2 separate regions of the Homo sapiens genome follow, and region 1 is linked to region 2. The links are chromatin contacts, found by Hi-C or POLR2A ChIA-PET in ENCODE. All regions are on one chromosome and are shown on one strand. The core of a region is the stretch at or near the end of the contact, and the rest is flanking DNA. Distances in the headings are between cores, read along the strand shown.

Evidence for each region. Hi-C counts contacts between places; a loop is a spot of excess contacts on that map. ChIA-PET counts read pairs that join two places held with the same protein, here RNA polymerase II (POLR2A). Pooled maps may share reads with other maps.
Region 1: a loop to region 2 is called in a map with no recorded cell type, with 2.5 times the contacts of the local background. The contact joins two enhancer-like sites. A Hi-C loop is called at or near these places in 4 of 168 maps with a recorded cell type or tissue (GM18951, aorta, endothelial cell of umbilical vein and 1 more), 15 of 37 single-sample maps with no recorded cell type and 16 of 50 pooled maps. POLR2A ChIA-PET finds 5 or more read pairs at or near these places in 1 of 52 experiments (MCF 10A).

Annotation. Positions count from the first base shown.
Region 1 is chr11:110,147,113-110,153,538 of GRCh38, forward strand. It overlaps ZC3H12C (zinc finger CCCH-type containing 12C), which reads left to right. Exons shown (of 6, transcript NM_033390.2): 3 at 5,807-5,946. Among named protein-coding and RNA genes, the nearest start is that of ZC3H12C, 57 kb to the left of the region's middle. Within about 2 kb of position 1,424, at least 6 of the 41 ENCODE cell types and tissues checked have a DNase peak (open chromatin) inside an H3K27ac peak, as active enhancers do.
Region 2 is chr11:109,951,201-109,957,970 of GRCh38, forward strand. All of the region lies in intron 1 of LOC105369484 (a long non-coding RNA gene), which reads left to right. Among named protein-coding and RNA genes, the nearest start is that of LINC02715, 130 kb to the left of the region's middle. Within about 2 kb of position 5,276, at least 3 of the 41 ENCODE cell types and tissues checked have a DNase peak (open chromatin) inside an H3K27ac peak, as active enhancers do.

The sequences.
Region 1 (6,426 bases), core at 174-2,673, 190 kb after region 2:
TCCACCGTGCCTGTTCCATTAGTCAAACACAGTCGGCCAGAGCAACTCCATGCAGCAGCCAGTGTGCCACAGAGCACCTCGGCAAATGTTTCCAGATCTTTTCAGAGCACTGGGAAATAACTCTTTAAGATGGGTACCATCAGCTGGGGAAAAGGTCATATGCACTCCTACCATGTCTGATGTACCTGGCAGTCCTGGATCACTTTAAAAAGGCATTTGAGTCACCGGAGCTACTAAAGGGTAGGGCTGATTTTCTTCCATTGAGATGAAAAAATAAGTTGACTCAATGAGAACACATGACTACAGGGAGGGGAATATCACACACCGGGGCCTGTCAGGGGGTCGGAGGGAAGGGGAGGGAGAGCATTAGGACAAATACCTAATGCTCGCGGGGCTTAAAACTGAGGTGATGGGTTGATAGGTGCAGCACACCACCATGGCACATGTATACCTATGTAACAAACCTGCACATTTCAGCCCATGTATCCCAGAATTTAAAGTAAAATTAAAAAAAAAAAAGAAAAGAAAAGAAACAATAAGTTGGTTTGTATGACACTGTAGTGTCAGTCTCATTTTGCTGTTTGGTATCCTTACTCCTTTTGCCTCCCCTTTCATCTAAGTTACCAACGCAACCATTTGCCAACCTAATACCTTAATTCTAGGACAGTCTGTTATCCAGGTTCTCAGACTCCTTGTTCCTTCTTCTTCATCATTTCTGCCTCCGTAGCTGTGTTTTGCATGTTCTGTTTAGGGAAGTTTTGGAGAATGGAATCCACATTAGAATATTCTAATAAGGCTAGCAATTTTCCCCCTTCCAAAGGGAAGTTATCTCCAGAACCTGTAGCCATTGGGAATCATCCATCCATCCAGAAGGTCATTGCCCCACTCTTCTAGGACCTAGATAGAGGCAAAGAAGGGCAACAAGAAGCAGAAAAAGCAGAAGGAGCAACAGCAGAAAGAGGTCAAGAACCTGGAAGAAGAGAAAGGAGCTTTCAGTTACTTTATCTCTTCCTCCAGTTTCTTAATTCATTCTTTGTGGCTGCCCACTTCATTCCTTCTTTTATTTCCTGAGATCCAGAGATACCAATAATCCCTTTGAGTGGGGTTTTTCTGAGAATTCCTGTAAATACATCAATTTGTCTACTTCAAATGAGCCTTCTTTTGACCGTTGCAAAGCAGGATTTTTATAAGTATGCTTATGCCAAATGTGAGAGAATAAAAGAAGCCTTTTATTTTTAAAAGAGAGACCTACTGACAATATTCTAGGCATCTCGTATTTTTCTACTGCTAAAGCCAGTGATGAATCAGATGGGACCTTCAATGAGTTACCCATTTTGCTCAGTTGTAACTTGGAATTTACAGAGAGGCTTTGGAATTTTCCCTGGGAACCAAATCCCACTCAGCCAAAGTAGTCAGAGGGAGACTTTTTGGCAAACATTCAGAGTTCTGACCTAATCACGGGTGACCACAAATCCTCCAACAAATTCACCCACCAAAAGGACTCACTTGAGATATACCAATCTTCCTTATTGCCAAATTGTTGGGATAAAAAAGTAATCAAGGCCCAAAGGAACATGCTAATTCATAAAAATAGAATTAACTAATTTTGTTACTGAGCAGAAAACCCCTGCATCCATGCAGATAGCCCATAAGTGGCTATAGAGCTATGGTGAATGTTCTCTATTTATAAGCAATTAAAGCTATGGTCCTTTTTTTAGTAAATAGTCAACAGATAGTTCATTTGCATCAGTAGCTACATGGCACTTACTCTGACATCCTGTTTTTCATCATTCTTTATCTGGCTCACTCTGATTTTGTAATTCTTTATCAGTACCTCCTCTAGTTGTCCCTTATATTGTATCTAGCACGTATGATGAGTCACATCCTTCATCATGCGTCAGTAAGGTTAGATTAAGTTCAGTCTCCCAAAACCTCTCCTAGTGTGACAAGTCCCATCTGCAGATTTGAGCCACCAGGTAACTGTCTGCTCAGGCTTAAGTTATTATACTATGAATGATTCTGGATCTTGATGCCTGACACAGACTTCCAAGACAACAGCAGCGATTCTAGAGATTTCTCAGTTAGCATTCATTTTGGGGCCTCATCAGGGGAATATTGGCTGGGAAAGTCCTGGTAACTCGGGGACCCACCCTGCTCATCCCCACTAACCTGCCTTTCCCTCGCCGTTTAAAAGATAAGAACAGTAGCTTGCCCCCAAGTGCCATCTAAGGCTGGGAGGAGGATGAAAGGCAGTTGCCAATTGTATTGAATCTAATTTCGAGTTCCTGTGGGGTTTTACTGTACCTGGATGCAGAGCTACTGTATTTTAGAGAAAGTACGCCTTCCGCTTTATGGAAGTATTGCCAAATTGCTCTCCCAAATAGTTATACCAATTTACACTCCCACCTGTGATGTATGAGTTCCTACTTTCACACATTCTTGGCAACATCTGGTGTTTGCAGACTTTATTTTTATCAATCTGATGGGTGTGAAGTAGTGTCTCATTTTGGCTTTAATTTGCATTTCTTTACTATTGAACATCTTTTCCTATGTTCATTGGTCATTTGAGTTTCCTCTTCTGTGAATTGATTGTTCATATCTTTTGCCTTAAAAAACAACTGGCTACCTCTTTTAATATACGAGAGTACTTTATGTTCTGAGTACTAACCTTCTGATTGGTATTATATGTTGCAAATCTCCTCTCCAAAGCTATGACCTGTTTTTTTATTATGGAGTCTTTTGTATAAAGAACTTTCATGTGCTCCAATATGTCTATTTTTCTTAATAGCATGTAGTTCTATGTCTTGTTTAAGAAGTGTTTTCTTATCCTGATGTGAATTCTCTGGTAATTTATTCTAAAACTTTTATAATTTTTCTTTTCATATTTAAATATTTGATCTATCAACAATTTATTTTTGTATATGATGTGAGATTAAAATGCAGTTTTATTTTTTCCACAGGAATAACCAGTTGCCCTAGTACCATTTGCTAAATAGTTCATCTTTTCCTCATTGATTTGTAATGTCACCTTATTGCTGGCCTTTGGTTTTTCCATGTTAATTTTAAGATTAGTTTCTCAAGTTCTGTGAAAAAAACCTTTGGAGAATTTGATTGGAATTGCAACATACAGATGAATTTGAAATCATTTGCCATCTTTATTAATCGAGTCTTACTGTCCATAAAAATAGTATATTGTTTTTTTATTTAAGTCTTACCTTATGCCCTTTAATATAGGTTTTCAATTTCATTTTATCTATAAAGCTCTTGCATGCCTTTTTTTAAAGATCTGTATGGCTTTTATTACATTACAAATTGGATCTTTTAAATTAAAATTGTAAATTGGTTTTGCTGCTATAGCAACACTAATTTTTTAACAAGGACATTATATCTGCAATGTAATAACATATTGTGGTGAAAGAGTGTATTGTATGTATGGTACAGATTCCTGATATCTGTTGAAATCTGTTCTATGACCTAGTACATAGCCAATTTATTTATAAAGTTTTCATATTTTTTGAAATAATTTTTTCTCTTTAGTTTTGTGCAAAATTTGTATATGTCCATTAGATCAAGCTTGTAATTGATTATTCCAGTTATCTATATCCTTATTAAATGTTTTCTTCTTCTGTCAATTAGTATGGTTGTGGATTTTTTTCATTTCTTCTAGTAATACTGTGATCTTTTGTGTTACTAATTTGGAGATGAGTTTAGAATGACTATAGCTTCCTATTAACTGTTACATAATAACTTTTCTGCTCCTAATAATGGTTTTTGCCATAAAATATATTCTTTTTCTGGGTATTCATAGAGCTGTGCCTAGCATAGCAATTAGGGATGTTTTCGGCTGCAAATAACAGAAAACTTGACCACAGATTCCTAAACACATGGAGGATTATATTTTTTTCAACAAGATGGAGATATTTACCATTAACGACATGCCGTTTTTCATCTTCATTCTTGTTTTTTCCCTGTGAGTCTTTGTGGAGAGGGAGGATAATGAAACAACCTTTATGATCAGAATTGCATAGTACAGTATCCTGTTTTATCATCTATGGAATCTTTATCCCATAATTGTAAATGGTTTGCTGTTTGCACTCATTTTATGAAAGTAAAAGTTATTTAATTATTTAGGAGATAGAATTTTCTATTTCTAGAGTGAGTAAATGTGACAGTTATCCTTACCAAATGAAATTACCAGGAAGAAATGTTTATGCAGGCCTGTCGTTAGAGCCAGAAGCAATTAAATGCTCAACTCTCAGTAAACCAAGTATCATTAGTTTACTAGCAAAGCTTAATACAATAGATTTCAGACAAGATCCAGTGCATTCAGGGTGGTATGGCGATAGACATAATGCAATAGATTTCAAAGCATTAATGCAAAGTAAAATTTTAGTGAGGTTTTAGCAAGCTGACTTTTTGCATCTAGGAATACTTGGTACATGTGTTCTCTCTAGAGATACCATTTTCTACAGTTTTTCAGAAGACTGATTTCAGTATTTCATTATTTTCCATGAAACCTAATATCACTTTGTACCTTTTGATGGTGCATTCACCAGGCTATCGGGTCACCCTTCTTACCTAGAAAATTACCTCAAAATCTCCCTTTCCTTATCCCATTTTCTGAAACTCTGGTGCATCTGATTTCCCATCTAATCATGCCCTGGACCATTAGGACAGGACTATGGAACCATGTATTTTCTCTTGTTTGTATTTGGAGCCTTCGACATCTACAAAGCAAGTCAGTCTATTTCTGTTTTTTACTAAAAATGATTAGCCATATGTTAGATGGTTCTAGGGTTTCCCAGGGAACCCTAGAACAAAATATTAATATGCCTAAAGTTTAGTTTATGCTAAAAGTTAATAAAGCATTTACCTTCAATATTTCATTCAGCCCTCCTTCATCCTAAGAAGAAAAAATATCTCCGTTATAGATAACAAATGGAGCCCTCACATTATAAAAGAACATAATTATTGCATTCAAAATGGGAGACTTTTTCTTCAAAAACATTGGGATGGGTATCATTTTTGAATTATTAGGTTAAAGTGTACAAGCAGAGCCTGGTGCTAGATAAACACTTACTGAATGACTACACTGTTAGTTGGGCATTTTCTTTTAGGCACTAAGGCTGCTAATCCAATTTTGAATGCCCTTTTGTCATCATTAATCCTTGTCCAACACGATATAGTTGAACAGAAACTAGGTGTCTTTTCACTGCATTATATGCAAAGTGTTTCTTCTATGAGATTAAGCATTGTGAACATGTTTTTCCTTTCAGTGAGTGTATAGTATGTTGTTTTACATTGGTCACCTGATAAAGTTTGTGCAGTATTCAGTCATTGAGTATTGAAATATACACTAAGAACTTTTGAGAAAGAAAAGTTTTTAGAAACTCATAAGTATTCAGTTTCACTGTTTTTACAGATTTTTTTTTTTCTGTATGAGTTCTTGACATTTGACTGAAATTCTTCTTGCTGTGGTTGAAGGAAGCCCTTTCTGTTTTCTTTATTCTGATCAAAAACAGCTTGTGTCTTTCTGACTAGTTAACCTTTAGAGCTTTACCTTTGAAAACTCACTTTTGTTTCTTCTCTGGAAAATAATCATCCCAATTTTCTTTTCTGTTTTTCCTCACAGATCTTGATTTTCAACTTAGTTATCTCGATGTGTCTCTGATCTATAAACTCCATTTTAACTCTGACGTCTCTTATTACTGTTGTAACTATGTAATACTTTCTGTTTATAAACTTGAATTAATTTACTTAAATTTAGGTTTTGTTGTGTTTTAAGTGTTCCGTAATAATCTTTCAGCCATGGAAACAAAGAAGTATTTTCCTGCAGAGGAATAAAATTGGCAGTGGATTGGTTTTTGGAAAGAGGCCACAAAGACATTACAGTTTTTGTTCCTGCTTGGAGGAAAGAGCAATCCCGACCTGATGCTCTCATTACAGGTAGGCTTATTCCAGGCGGCTGCTTGTACCTAGCTTTCCTATAATAACCATGCAGGTGTCTGACACTGTCAGGTATCCTAAATCCATTTCACTTGCTCAGCGCAGGCAGTGGGACACAAACGTTGTTTTTTGTTGTTGTTGTTTTCTGAGATAGAGTCTCCCACTGTCACCCAGGCTGGGGTGCAGTGGTACGATCTTGGCTCACTGCAACCTCCGCCTCCCAGGTTCAAGCACTTCTCGTGCCTCAGCCTGCCGAGTAGCTGGGATTACAGGCGTGTGCCACCACACGCAGCTTATTTTTGTATTTTTAGTAGAGACAGGATTTCACCCTGTTGGCCAGGCTGGTCTCGAACTCCTGACCTCAACTGATCTGCCCACCTCGGCCTCCCAAAGTGCTGGGATTACAGGCATGAGCTACCATGCCTGTCCAGTTTTTGAGTTTGAAAACTATCTGGTTTTATTAATTAAACATTAATCATC
Region 2 (6,770 bases), core at 4,026-6,525:
AATTGAGAAATTTTTTCTTCTCTTTCATATTCTAGAAGAGATTGTTTAAAATTTGTGTTAATCCTTCTTTAAATGTAGGAGACATTACAAATAACTCTATACATATAAATTTGGAAACAGATGAATGGATCAATTTCTTTAATAGCACAACTACACAACTAATCTAATATAAATAATTTGAATAGCCCTATCAATATTAAAGAAATTACATTCATAATTATAAAATACCCCAAAACATAAATCTCCAGGTCCATGGGATGATTCTACCTAATGTTTAAAGAAGAATTAAGGCTGATTCTATACAATCTCTTCAAGAAAAGAGGAGGAAAAACTTTCCAATTCAATTTATGAAGCTAATATTACCCTGTAATACATATTAGGTATTCATCGCCCTTTCATGGCATACAACTCCTAAAATCCTTGGACCCTCCAAAGTGCTGTCTTTTTGTATGTTAATGTTAATTGATAGTTTCAGGATAGGGCTGGTTGTCAGAAAGACACAGCTATGATTAAAGGATTGGGACTTTCAGCCCCAGTCCCCAACATTCGGAAGGGGAGAGGGGTTGAAGGTTAAGTTGATCATCATTGGCCAACGGTTTAATCAATCATGCCTACATAATGAAGTCTCCATAAAAACACCACGAAGGCAGGGTTCAGTGAGCCTCTGAATAGTCTAATACATGGAGGTTTCTGAAGGGTGGTATGCCCAGGGAGAGCATGGAAGCTTCATGCTGCTTCTCATATGCCTTGCCCTATGCATCTCTTCATCTGTATCTTTTGTAGCATCCTTTATAGTAAACCAGCAAATGTGTTTCCCTGAGTTCTGTGAGCCACTCCAACAAATGAATCGAACTCAAAGTGGGGGTTGTGGGAACCCCGACTTGAAGCTGGTAAGTCAGAAGTTCTGGAGGCATGGACTGGTGACTTGTGTCTGGAATGAGAGCAGTCATTATTGCAGTTCATTATGGCTATAAATTTACCACTCATTGTTTTAGCTGTGTCCCACATATTTTGAAATGTTGTATTTTATTTTCACTCAGTTTGTAAAAGGAAAATAAATCTCAGGACCCCAAACTCACTAAGCCAAAGGGAAAAGTCAAGCTGGGAACTGGGTTATGCAAATCTGCCCCCCATTTGGTTCCTGAATAGGATAGCTACAAAGATGAAAAGTTACATACCTCCCTCACCGATTGCCCACAAGGAAATTCCCTGTGGGCCCCAAGATCTTTACCCTAAAACAGTTCTGCTGAATTTCACCCTGGCCATGTAAATTGATAGCTTATTTTCACAGGTGCAGGACAAAGGACAGAACTAAAAGTCATCCCTCTACTCACCTGAAACAAATGTGTATCTGATTGCTTCTTCTACCCTATCCTACTCTATCCTCTACTGCAGATTCTCTGAGCCAGATGAAGGCATAAGTGACTATTCCTCTACTCCCCTGTCACATGTAAATTGTATATTCCATGAAAGGCTGATCAAAGACTCAAAAATGTAACCGTCTGTCTTTTATCTATCCACACCTTTCAAACAGTTTCTACCCCTTTCTCCAATATCTGCTCTTTCCCCTTTAAATATCAAAGCCTTTGGAGAAAGGCACAGACCTGTATCCTGAGCATATATCCTTAACTCTGGCAAATAAACCTCCTACAATGATTGAGACTCACCTCAATCATTTTCATTGATTTATAAGTTCAATATATTTTTAAAAATATATTTATCTTAACACTTTGACGCATTGTCTTAGTCAATTTGGGCTGCAATAACAATTATACTATAGACTGTGTGACTTTAAAAACAAACATTTAATTCTTAGAATTCTGGAAGCTAGGAAGTCCAAGTTCAAGGTGCTGGCAGATCCCACATCTGGTGAGGGCCACCTTCTGGTTTGCAGATGGCAGCCTCCTTGTTGTATTTTCACATGCCAGAGAGCAGAAAGGGAAGCACAAGCTCTCTCCTGTCTCTTCTCCACCCTTATGACCTAATTACCTCCCAAACGCCTCATCTCCAAACATCATCACATTGGTGATTAGGCTTCAATATACAAATCGGGAGTTGAGGGGGAGGCTCACAGACACTCAGTCCACAGCACTCCTGAATTATGTGGAAGTGTGCTAGCTTCCAAGTATTTCAAGACTCACCTGTTATTTTGTTCTGCTACTAATTTTTCATTCTGTTGAGGTCATAGAACACACTTTGTATGATTTCAATCATTTTAAATTTGTCAAGGCTTGTTCTATAACACAGAGTATAATCTATCTTTGCACATGTTCTATGGGACCTATGGGCCCTTGCATAGAAGGTATATTCACTGTTGTTGGGTGGAGTGTTCTATGAAAGTTAAGTTAGATCCTGTTGATTAATGATATCATTGAGTTCTTCTATATCCTTGTAATTTTTGTTAATTCTTGCTACTCATTGTTTCTCTATTCCTAGAAGTCTTAGAATCCCTGGCTTAGAAGCAGGGAAGAAATAGTGAATATTCAGCTTCTTCTTCTTCTTTTTTTTTTTTTTTTTTCTGTTTTTTTGAGATGGTGTCTCCCTCTATCGCCCAGGCTTGAGTGCAGTGGTGCAATCTTTGCTCACTGCAACCTCCACCTCCTTGGTTCAAGTGATTCTCCTGCCTCAGCCTCCCCAGTAGCTGGGACTACAGGTGCACACCACCACACCTGGCTAATTTTTGTATTTTTGTAGAGATGGAGTCTCACCATGTTGTCCAGGCTGGTCTCAAACTCCTGACCTCAAGTGATCCTCCCACCTCAGCCTCCCAAAGTGCTGGGACTACAGGCATGAGCCACCACACCCTGCCCAATCTTCTAACTTCTTAAATTAGCAAATGATGCATATTTCAAAGACAAGAAAGCCAGATCTTTCATTTCTCATTCGCAACAGCCAAATTTCATTAAGAGGAAGCAAAATACTTTCATAGATTTCAAAGAGTTAAACCATAGAGGGTTTGAGTATAGAATGTTTAGTGTAAGACACTGAAAGACAGGCTATGTGATATGATATGGATATTATATCCCACTAAACCAGATAAAGCATTCCTCCCAGACATGAGGGAGGCAGGAAACAGACAGACATAGGTGAGTATCCAACCCCCCAGGATTGAGACCCTTAGTGAAAAGTGTAAACCCCTAGGTAGGTTTGAGGAACTGAGGACAGAAGAGTATGTTTTATGCTAAAAAAAAAAGATTCATTAAAAACAAGCTTGGTGTGTGCCATAAGCCATCATAGGATAGATTCAGGGAACTAGAAATGAAAGTATAGCATACTTCAGTAGAGAGCCTTAGTGTTCCTGGCTTCATAGTAGCTCCTATCCAGCAGTTCCTGCATGCTGCAGGGGGACAGAAAACCAAGAAGGGGAGACAATGAGGAGGACCCAGAGTACAAGGACCTGAAGATCAGACAGCATGGCTACACCTAAGGGCACCAGCAGCAGAGGCTGGTGCAAGTCAGAAGGATGAGCAGGGACCGGCAATACAAGCAGAAAATGACCAGCAGGATGAGATACTCAAGTAGAGGCTAATCCAGGACAGCTCACCACTCCTGCCAAGCTACTGTATAAGCTTCCACTTGTACTCAGAAGCCATAATAAGTGGTATAGACAGGAGACAGGGAAATACTGCACGAAAGAGGGTGGTTCCCCAGCAAAGACCCCACCTTCAAGCAAGCCTGGAAACCCACAGCACTAGATGAAAACAGGCATTCCTGTTTTTGTGCCCAAAAGTTGCCTTTTGGCCCACCATGCACCCCTATCCTGTACATATATAAACCCCAAACTCCAGACTCCACAAGCCAATGAACAGAAGAGCAGAACGGAAGAACAGCATGGCAGAAAGAAAAAAAAAAGGAGTATCTGAATGCCAAGAGAAGATCAGCTGCGAATGGTCGGAGAGGAGAACGGACACCGGCTGCCCAAACTCCAGGGGAAGATCATCTTCTTACTTCATCCCCCTTCCAGCTCCCCATCCACCCCACTGAGAGCCACCTCCACCACTCAACAAAACCCCTGCACACATCCTTCAGGTTTATATATGACCCAATTCTTCCTGGACACCAGACAAAGACCTAGGTACGAAGAGGGCACTGAGCTGGTTAACACTTAAGCCATCCGTGGACAGCAAGGCTAAAAGAGCACACTGTAACACAGGCCCACTTGGGCTTTGGGGGTTGCAGGATCCCACCCACAGACACTGCCATGGGGCCTGGGCCCAGGGGTGCTCGGTCCGGCTCCTGCACCTGCCCATCTGCATGCTCCCCCTCCTGTAAGGAGTTTGAGTATGCACAGTGCCAAACAGACAAGCTACACCCCTGTTGCATGTCCTGCTAGGGGGGGTCAGGGAACGCTCCAGTTTCATCAGCAGTAAAGCAGGACAAAAAGGAGGAGGGAAACATCCAGGAGAGCAGGGGCAAGGAGTTACAGGAGCCCTTGAGAGAAAAGGACACCCCTGACAACCTGAATTTTGAATCAACAAAATTTAAATTCTTGGTAATTACACCGAAAGACTAAATTCTAAACCAGAAGAAAATCAAAGTGACAAGGTTAATTTGTTTATTGTTTGTTTACTTGATTTGATTTATTTTTTTTTCTCTCTCACTGTTATTGAAATAGGGGCTACTTGAATTCAACTGTAGAGGTGTTTAAAAAAAGAATCGTGTTTATATGTGTGAGGTTTGTGGGACCTGCTTAAAGTTTTGGTCCTGGAAGGGTCTTCGAAGGCCATCTAATTCACGTTGTATTGAGAGGAAATAGACGATGAAATAGGAAGCAATTATCTCAGGACTACAAAGCCAGTCACTAAAAGGGCCAAGACAAGATTGCACATTTCCAAAGGCACCCAGACATGTGAGCATTCAAAATCAAGAGCACTTTCACCCATAGTCATTGATGATGAAAAACACAGGTTGAATACATGTGGCTGCTTCTGATTTTTAAGCACACACAAAACTCTTGTACCACTGGAGCGAACCCACCAGCCATCAATGACTGCATGACGCCTTTCCCCCAGTTCTTTGCTCTCAACAGTAATTCCCTTTGCCATAACTTTCTGTTTTCTGCAGTGCCAGCCAGTCGTGACTGGTTGTGGCATCTCTAACAAAAGATACTGGATGTTGTTTTAAAGTCCCATGGTTGCATTTCAGAGCTAAAAATAGGACTATGCTATATCATCTGATATTTTCAGATGATCAGCTACACCACTTCCCTCCTTTCTGAAACTTACAGAGGTAAGTGAATTTTAAAATTTTGTTCTTTGAACAGCTCACTTTAGAGAACAATAGAGCCATTACACAAGCATACTTAATTTCAACTCTATACATTTAGCCCATTTCCCCCAACCCACTTTCCCCTCATTTCATGGGCTACTAAAAATATAGAACTAAATAGTGTGGCCCACCTGGAAATGAGTGTGTACACTGTTTAGCCTGAATGAGTGCTTGTGTGTGTTAAAGGAACAGGCTGCCTTCCAGGTGTCACCTCACATTTGGTTTCATTTTACTTTTCTCTAGTCATATGCCTTTGCCCTGACTTCCATGCCTGTTTTTACATTTTATTTTACAGAAATTATGTATTTCTGTAATGCAGTTTATAAAAATGATAAGAATATTAATCAATGTGCTTACTTTCATCAGCTTCAGTCAAACTTCTATTTACCCATCTTCAAATTATTTGCTCAAATTATATCTACAAGGCAAAAGGAAAGTAAATAAGGAAAGAATCCTGCTACTGAGGATTAAAAGCACCTTTTACATAATAACTAATGAATTTTGCAGACTGGCTGTGAACATGGCTGACAGCATCAAATAGATATGCCAGTGGTGAATTTTTGCTCTGTCCATGTGAATATAACCTTAATTTAAGATCATAATAAAATTTGAAACAGTGAAACAAGAGTGAGATTTAACCTCATTAAGATCAGGGAGCACATCTTCTTTCAATAACTATTTCAAACACGTTTACATATAGACTCACGCAGGCAAAGTAACCACAATTACTGTTTTTAAAGTGAAATACGTTAATATGTTACCTATTCTACAGAAACACGTAAGAACCTTCGGAAGCAAAATAATAACATCATTTGAAATATGAATAGTTACCCGAAAACCTATAGCAATCCAAAGCCAAATTTAAGATGAACAAACTTAAGATGTCCAAAATTTAAGTTGAGACAGCCTTTTGCTCTTGGCAAGCTACAAAATAAATACAAGTTCCCCTCCCTTTATGTCACACACACAATTTAGGGGAGCTCACTTGGACAATATTTGTACTGTGATACATAACGTCATCTAGAATATAAGTCAGAGTACCCAGCTATTTCTCTCTTTTGTGATTATTCACTTTAAAATTACAAGTTCTGATTCATTTTTAGATTTCAAATGATCAAAACTTTTATCTGTTTTTAAAATGCCTATATTCCTTGGTTTTCTCTAATCAAGGAAGTGAATAGGTATCTTAGCAAGAGAGGTCATGGGGAAGATTGCAAGCATTATACTATGCACTGTTGAGTGGGTTCAGAATAGTTTATATTATCATAAAAACAAATTGACATCAATAGCATAATTGCTGCATGAATAATCTTAGAACAAGTGAGACCTTTCAAGGCTTTTTTATTGTAAGCAATCATTATGCTCACCACATAAAACAAATGCCTTCTGGGAACTTTTAAAATAAGACTCAGCTTTTTCTAGCTTGTATTTCTTGGTTTCAACATGAGATATCTAAAAGATGAAAGAAGCTGTTCTGGCTATAGGGATAATACTGTGTGTAG